Regions from separate parts of the Mus musculus genome. Here region 2 is linked to region 1. Evidence: chromatin contacts called from ENCODE Hi-C data. All regions are on one chromosome and are shown on one strand. Each heading gives the region's core, a stretch centred on a gene start or an enhancer-like site at or near the end of the contact. The rest is flanking DNA. Distances are from core to core; before and after follow the strand shown.

Region 1 (3,628 bases), core at 872-3,371:
CACTGGCGTTTTATGTTTTATGTGACTTATGTTAGATGGCTGGCTTTTATGTTGCTCAACATCTCCTTCTTTCCCTACCCCGGGATTTTTTTCTCTTAAATATTTCGAACTCTTAGTGCATGCCTAGCTCATCGTAGGAGGACCTACTGAACGTATTTTAGTGAATGCTTGTTGGAGGGTAGGGACAGATGTGGCCCGCATCGGCTTCTGTTCTGGAGCCTCAGTCTGCCAGAGTCTTTGTTGGCCTCTGCTTTGCTCTTAGCCTGCACAGGACACCCCTCCCCCCACCCTCACTCCTTGGCTGTGAGTGGGTCCCTCTCTCCCGATTTCATAGCAAACACCAAGAGATCTGGACACCTACCTGCTTTGGACAAACTTACAGGAGAGGTTTGCCTTGCCTCAGAGATGTACTGAATGGGAGCATCAGACAAGTTTTTGTGCTCAGAGCTTTTGCCTAGGAGCATCTGGTCTTTTTTTTTTTTTTTTTTTTTTTTTTTTTTTTTTTACTGTTTTACTGTTTTACAGGCATCAGGTATCCCAAGCGCTTGATCTCGGATTACTGGAGCATGGGAGATAAGACCACCAGAGGGCGCCGGAGCCTAGCCTCTGCCGATCCTGCAGTACAACAGGGCCAGCAAGTTCAGAGTTTAGCATACTGAACGCTCAGGATAGCGCAAAAGCCGGTAGAAATGGATGGCTGCCTTCTCTGAAATGCTACTTTTTAAACACAGGGACCAGGTCGGCGCGGTTCCAGATTTGAAGCTGAGTCCCTAAAGTGTGTCTGACAAATGAATGGATGCAAAGTGCTTAGCGGAATTGTTTAAGATACTCTCATGGCTGGAACATTTTCCTCTTGACCTTCTCCACCCTTCTTTAGTCCCTAGGTGGAGCCCCAGGCCCAAAGGTCCTGGCCACTGCTTCACAAATATGATTCCCAGATTGCCCTGAGACAGAGGCAAGTCTCTGTTGTGCACTCCCTTGGGTGAACATGATAACAGAATCCAAATCGCTAATTGGCTATGTGGGAAAAGTGGTCGAAGCATGGCCAACACTGCCTGTGGCAGTGGAAGGTCCAAAGGACGCTGCCCAAAGCCTCTAGCCCTCCAAGATTCAGTCTGCCCCCTCCCCCGTGTCTCCCCACACCCGGGTTGGGGTTGTTTTGGTTGACCAGAGTGGAACACAACGATCTATTGGCAGGGCTGAACACCAATGGGTCTATTTGTAAAGCGCCAATGACCACTTTCTGAAGCAGGGTTTTAGGGAGCGGGGCCTTAGGGAACTCTTTGGTCCTTTTTAGAACACTGGACTTTCTTCTGGAAAGGCAGGAAACACTGAAGTTTAAGAAGTTGTTTCCAGCTTCCATTAACTGAACACACATTAAAACCAAGCACAGAGAATCAGGACGTTTCGCGGGAGTGAGACCCAGTCATTTCTCCTCCGTTTCCATTCTGCAGGGTGAGAGTTGTAATCACCCACCCACTATTCGTACCATCCACCCACCCCCAGTCGAGAGAATAGGGGTACAGAGGGGAGGTGGCAAAGAAAATTCACGATACTGAGTATCTCTGGGAGACCTGTTTGGTCTCTTTGCTCGGTAGCGCAGCCCTACGTTAGAATGCATCTTCCCGGGAATGACTGTAGTGAGACTTTGGCTGGGAATCCAAGTTATTCTAACTGTAGATTGGTCCACGTTGCCCTAAGCCTAGCAGTCCACTGCGGCACAGACACCCTGGACATGAGGTGGGTCAGCTTAAGTTCCTGGCACGAAAGAAAGGGTACTCTGGCAACTTTTGGATGCGGCGAAACAGACTGTTTCGTCTCTCAGGTTCTTATTTCACGGCTTGTGCCTTTGACAGCCCCTTAGTTTCTCTATCTGCAGGATGGGAGCATTAAGCTCTACGACCCAGCCTCTTTACAATTCAGGTCCAAAGAGCCCGCCCAAGTTGGGGACTGGGAAGATCAAAGGTCTCAGCACCCAGCGGAGCCGCGGACACTGAGGGCGCCAAGAAGGGGGTGGGTAGGTAGGGAACTGGAAGGGCGGCTGCTCCGCAGGGGATGCGCGTCAGAGACCCCAGCCACACTCCAGGCCCGCCCCTTGATGAGCCCCGCCCCGCCCCGCCTGGTTTTCGCCTCTAAAGCGCCCAGCGCTCGCCTCCCGCTGCCGCACTTTCACTCTCGGTCCACCTCGGTGTCCTCTTGCTGTCCAGCTCTGCAGCCTCCGGCGCGCCCTCCCGCCCACGCCATGGACGCCAAGGTCGTCGCCGTGCTGGCCCTGGTGCTGGCCGCGCTCTGCATCAGTGACGGTGAGTGCAATCCGCGGCCGGGCCCGGGAAAGGCTCGCAGCTCTGCGCCGGAGCTCCTTCGGGTCCGCGGTTCCTCTGCCCGCGCCGAAGTCGCGGAGAAAGAACTCGGTCGGCGCCGTTCACTACAAGCGAACTTGGGGCAGTCCACTTTGCAGGGCGCACTCCCACCGGGTGCCCTTTCCCGTGTCCCACGGGTCGCACCGAGGTTTTGTGCTCTGCGAAGTGCGGCCATAGGACCTAGAGAGGGCTGCAGGGGAGGACCCGCAGGATTGTTGGGCAAGAGTGGGTTCGGCGCGGAATGGAAGCGTGGGCGATTGTGTCCGGGGCTTGGGCCCCGGAGCGCGCCAGCTGCACTCAGCTAGTGTCTACCGGCGCCCAGATGTTTCCAGAGGCGAAGGGCAGCGCGGTCCCGGAGTTGACCGTGCAAGAGGTTCACTCGGGTGGTGCGTGTGTCAGCAAACTCTCAAAGACCGGTCAAGTAGCTCGAAGTGCATGGCTTGGCTATAGGTTCAGTGGTGAGGCTGAGTTTCGTCCCCTGCGGGTGTAGCGTGTTCTCTTACAGCACCCTCGAGGGGCTCAGGGCCACCAGCAGCGCAGCGCAGCTCTTGAACTCGCGCTGCCAGCCAGGGCCGCGCTTCTGCACAGTTCGTTGGTCCGTAGCGACGCGGACCTGAGCACGCGTCTCTTCACTGCCCCTTTTTCTTCTTACCCGGGTCACTAGACAAAGGCTCAGCAGTTACCCAAGCTATATGCACACCTCTCCCCAACCCCCAAACACACCTGCAAACGGGCGCTTTTGTAGCCAGCCCCGGAGTCCTCAGCTCTGGAATGAGAGCTGCAGCGGAGTTCAGTCTCCCAGACCCAGGGTGGTGTCTTCTTTCACTGGGAAAGGGCTTTCATTTTGTTTTCTTTTTTTGACACTGAAGAGAAAACTCTCAGCGCTGTTACAAGACACCGTTGCTGCAAAACAAAACAAACCATTGCCTCTGAACACAAAACAAAATCCTACTAGTCGATCCCCTGCCTTCCTCCGCAGTGGTGTTTCCTGGAGAGAACTGAGGGACAGTCGGGGCTCTTGGTGAGACTGAGCTCTAAATGCTGCCCAAGTACACCAACTCGTTCGTTTGGGTTCTTTCCCTGTGACAACGGGGTACGGGAATGGTTGGAGTTGCCTAGTCCGAGGGAAATGTTCTGTAAAAGAATAGTCAGTTGCTGATCGGAGTAGTAAAAAAAAAGAAATGAAAGGCAGTTTCGATTTTTTTTTTTTTTTTTTTTTTTTTTTTTGTTACCGAGAACACCCGGGAGGCTGAGCCTTCCCACTGGTC
Region 2 (3,584 bases), core at 761-3,260, 520 kb before region 1:
GTATTTATTCAGTGATGTTCTACATCCAGTTACCGCTTAAACCGTAACTAATCTCTTTTCATATCTATTTGCCACACAGTTCCCATCTTGGATGGTGGCATGGATAGGCCTACTAACCATGATTCATGATGGCTAACACGCACACTGAAGATGTTTGAGAACACAACGGATGATGGTGATGACGTGGGGTCTAATTAAGAGTTCAGCCAAGCTTCCTAATCCATGGAACAGGAAGCTAAGCAAAGCCTGCGATTAGGTCTCTGCTATGGAGTGATGCTAAGGCATGGTGGTGAAGGGTGTGCTAAGTGAGGTCTGAAGACTCACATACTTAATGGCTACTTAAACGTACAGCACAGGGGATTGCAGTGGGCCTGGTGCTGCCCCGTGGATCTCTAAGATTCATTCATCTGGAAGAACTGGGGTCCCTACTTCTCTTTCTTCCCTACCACTCTTGATAGCCATCTTCCTTCTTTCTGCCTCTATGCATTTGAGTTATTTTGGATTCCACACTACACTTAAGTGAAATCATGCCCCACCCACTGCCCCATGGAGTCTCCTCTCTCTTCATTGTCCTGGAAAGCCCCCGTGAAAACAGGGATGTCATGAGAACCTTCACGTGGGGATGGCCTCACCCCCACTCACAGTGTGGATCTCATGGTCGGCTAACAGTCATGCCTAGTTTCAAACACCTCACTGACCACAGAGAGAAGAGTCTAAGGCTATCAAAACCACACACAGCTTCCTGATACGGCCTCACAGTGTTTGCCTAAACAGTCAGGCAAAAGGCTGGAGTCCTGTGGAATCATTCAGGTGTAAGTTGGGAATTGTCACCTGACTTAAGCATTGTTCAGTATCTCCAATGTCCCCATGCCTTTACCCATGACTCTAATGCTACACTTGGAATGCATAGACACAAGACCAGCAGCTCACCATGCTGCAGGAGGCTAGTGTCTGTCCAGCCCTCATGTATCAGACCTGAACGTACTGTTCCCTCTGTAACTCCTCTTCCTCCCGCTTCTGAGGGTAGGTGAGCAGAGGCGCTGAGGCCTGAGAAACGCAAAGCCGGTTCCTTCCCAGGGCTGTCCATCTTGCCTTCAGCTGCCACTGTGTTGGTATCACCCTTGGAGTCCCCTGGTTTCTCACAGCTGCTGTCATTTGCCCGAGCATGGCATCTGGCAGAAGCCACACTACAGCTCCTTACTCAAACCTATAGTGCCTTGCCCTTGCTTTGGTATCATCTGGCCCACCTGACCTGGACCACCCCCTCTTCTGCTGCTCCACAGCCCTTCGGCGCTCTATTTTGCAGCCATCCTGAGTGCTGAGTCACTGCGCCTGCCCACTGATGACTCCATAATCCTTCTCACTGGGAAACAGGCATCATACGTGGTGATTTGTCCACAGTATTTGCTATGCCATTAGCAGTCACTGGCACATGCCTGGCCAACAACGGGCAAGCAAATTTCTCCTTGAAAGTATCTGAGATGTTATGAGAGAAGTCAGACAGACTGTCAAGCTGCCCCGGCACTTGTGTAAGGTGATGTCCCTCACCCTGCAAGCCTCATGTGTTATCATGATCATAAGTGTAGGCCTGGAACTCAGCAAAACTTAGCACAAGGCTGGCGTGTCACAGGATCACAGGTCCTGGGGTAATCCATAGTAGAAAATACTGTGCTATACCAGACAGGGGTGGAAGCCCATGGGGGTCCTATGGAGGTCCCAGGTTCCAGCAGTCCCCAGGTCCCAGGAACCCCCAGGCTGGCTTTGCTCTCTACCCATAGTAAAGCTGTCTAAGTCAGGTGAGGTGGCTGCCCCACACCTCACCCTACAGTGTAAATATTTCCCAACCTCCTGCAGGCACATACACAAATTCCAGGCTGGCAGCTGGGCCAAGCCCCACCCTCTGTGCTTTCCCCTGAGAACCTTCCAAAGTGCTGTTATTTTGAGCTTTTCCTGACAATGATTGATGACCGGAGGAACCGTGTAAAAGCAGCAGTGTGTGTTGGGTTTGCCAGACCGCACAGGGGAAGAAACCACAGCACATCGTCCTGACTGTCCTCTTCCCAGGGACCAAGAGCTAGAGACCCGGCTGTGACTGCCCGCCTCTGGGGCTTCCTTTAGAGGAGACAGTCTTTACCCATCTAGACTCCTGCCACCCTGACTGCTGACTTACAGGTAAGAAGAGCAGCCACCCTTTGGCTTGACACTTTTAAAACACGGGGCTAGTTTATCTCTGAGAGCATCTCTCATCCCGAGCTTTCACGGCCTGACTACTGGATAGAGAGCAGGGGGGTGGGTACCACCGACCACTATGATAATAAGGTGTTTATACAAGGCCTTTGTGTTTACAGGAGAGCTGTGATGTCAAAGCTATGTCTCCGTGAATTTCCCCATATATCCCTGCCAGTGGGATGTTTATAACCCTATTTTTCAGACAAGTAATTAGAGGTTTAGAGAGGTGACATTGCCAGTCTCTAAGTCATTAAGTGGCAGAGACGAGTTTAAAACCTAGGTGTTCTCTGACCCCACATTAATACCCCCCCCCCCGTTTTCTTACCTGTTCGTTCTTCATTTTAAAATTTTTAATTAATTTATTTTATTTTATATGCATGGATATTTTGCCTACACTAATGTATGTGTGCTACACACATGCCAGTCAGACCCCTGGAACTTGATTTATAGATGGCTAGAGCCACTATGTGTGTGCTAAGAACTGAACTCAGGCTCTCTGCAAGAATAAGTACCCTTACCACTGAGCCCCGACTATCTGGCTATTCTTAAACAACACTAATGATGAAGCCTTAGTGAGCTGGGTACTTTGGTGGTAGCTGGAAGGATGAGTGCGGGTGGGGGCAGGGGGGTGAGCCTTGGTCTCAGATCTGCAGGTTTCTTATTGTTTTCTGGGTACCCGAGCCCCGTGTAGCATCTCCGATGAGGGAGAGGAAGTAGGAGGGTGTCAGGGTGGCATGGCGGGCTCGCCACTGGTTTCCTCTTGGCTAACAGGTTGCTTTTGCTTTATTAGCAGCTATGAGGTCCCGGCTTCTGCTGCCCGTGCCCCATTTGCCAACGATTCGGGAAATGTCAGAAGAGCTGTCACATGGGGCAGCTGGGCAGGAACCCCCAGCGTCCCCCAGCCTGGATGACTACGTCAGGTGTATCTGTCAGCTGGCACAGCCCACCTCAGTGCTGGACAAGGTCACAGCCCAGAGCCGTCCCAACAGACCCTCCCGGCCAGCCTGGACTCGAGAGAAGAGGCGCCAGGCCGAGTCTCCAGGAGACAGCTCTCTTTGCGTCAGCAGCCTGCAGCCCACACTGCCCTCTCCCGGCACTGACAACCCTCTGGACTGGCTCTTTGGGAAGTCACAGGGAGAGCAGGCAGATGGGAGAGGTCGACCCAACAGGACTGGTTCTTCAGATCCCTGGGATGTGCCCAGACAGATGGGCAAGGACACGGGGAGACTCTGTGAGGCCAGGGTACCTGAGCACTCTCTGGGAAGAAAACCAGGGCCCAGGCACCAGACCTCCGACCTGAAAAGCTGGACTTCTAGAAAGTCCTGCCGGGCCTTAGCGTCCGTCTCCAGCTCTCG

The links. Hi-C counts contacts between places; a loop is a spot of excess contacts on that map.
Region 2: a map of left cerebral cortex shows a loop between it and region 1 (5-fold over the local background). The contact joins the promoter of Depp1 here to the promoter of Cxcl12 in region 1. A Hi-C loop is called at or near these places in 8 of 37 maps with a recorded cell type or tissue (Patski, heart, left cerebral cortex and 1 more).

What each region holds. Positions count from the first base shown.
Region 1 is chr6:117,166,414-117,170,041 of GRCm38, forward strand. It overlaps Cxcl12 (chemokine (C-X-C motif) ligand 12), which reads left to right and starts at 2,122. Exons shown (of 3, transcript NM_021704.3): 1 at 2,122-2,303. The coding sequence starts at 2,243.
Region 2 is chr6:116,648,674-116,652,257 of GRCm38, forward strand. It overlaps Depp1 (DEPP1 autophagy regulator), which reads left to right and starts at 2,011. Exons shown (of 2, transcript NM_145980.2): 1 at 2,011-2,172; 2 at 3,020-3,584. The coding sequence starts at 3,025. The region is part of intron 3 of Rassf4 (Ras association (RalGDS/AF-6) domain family member 4); the gene reads right to left.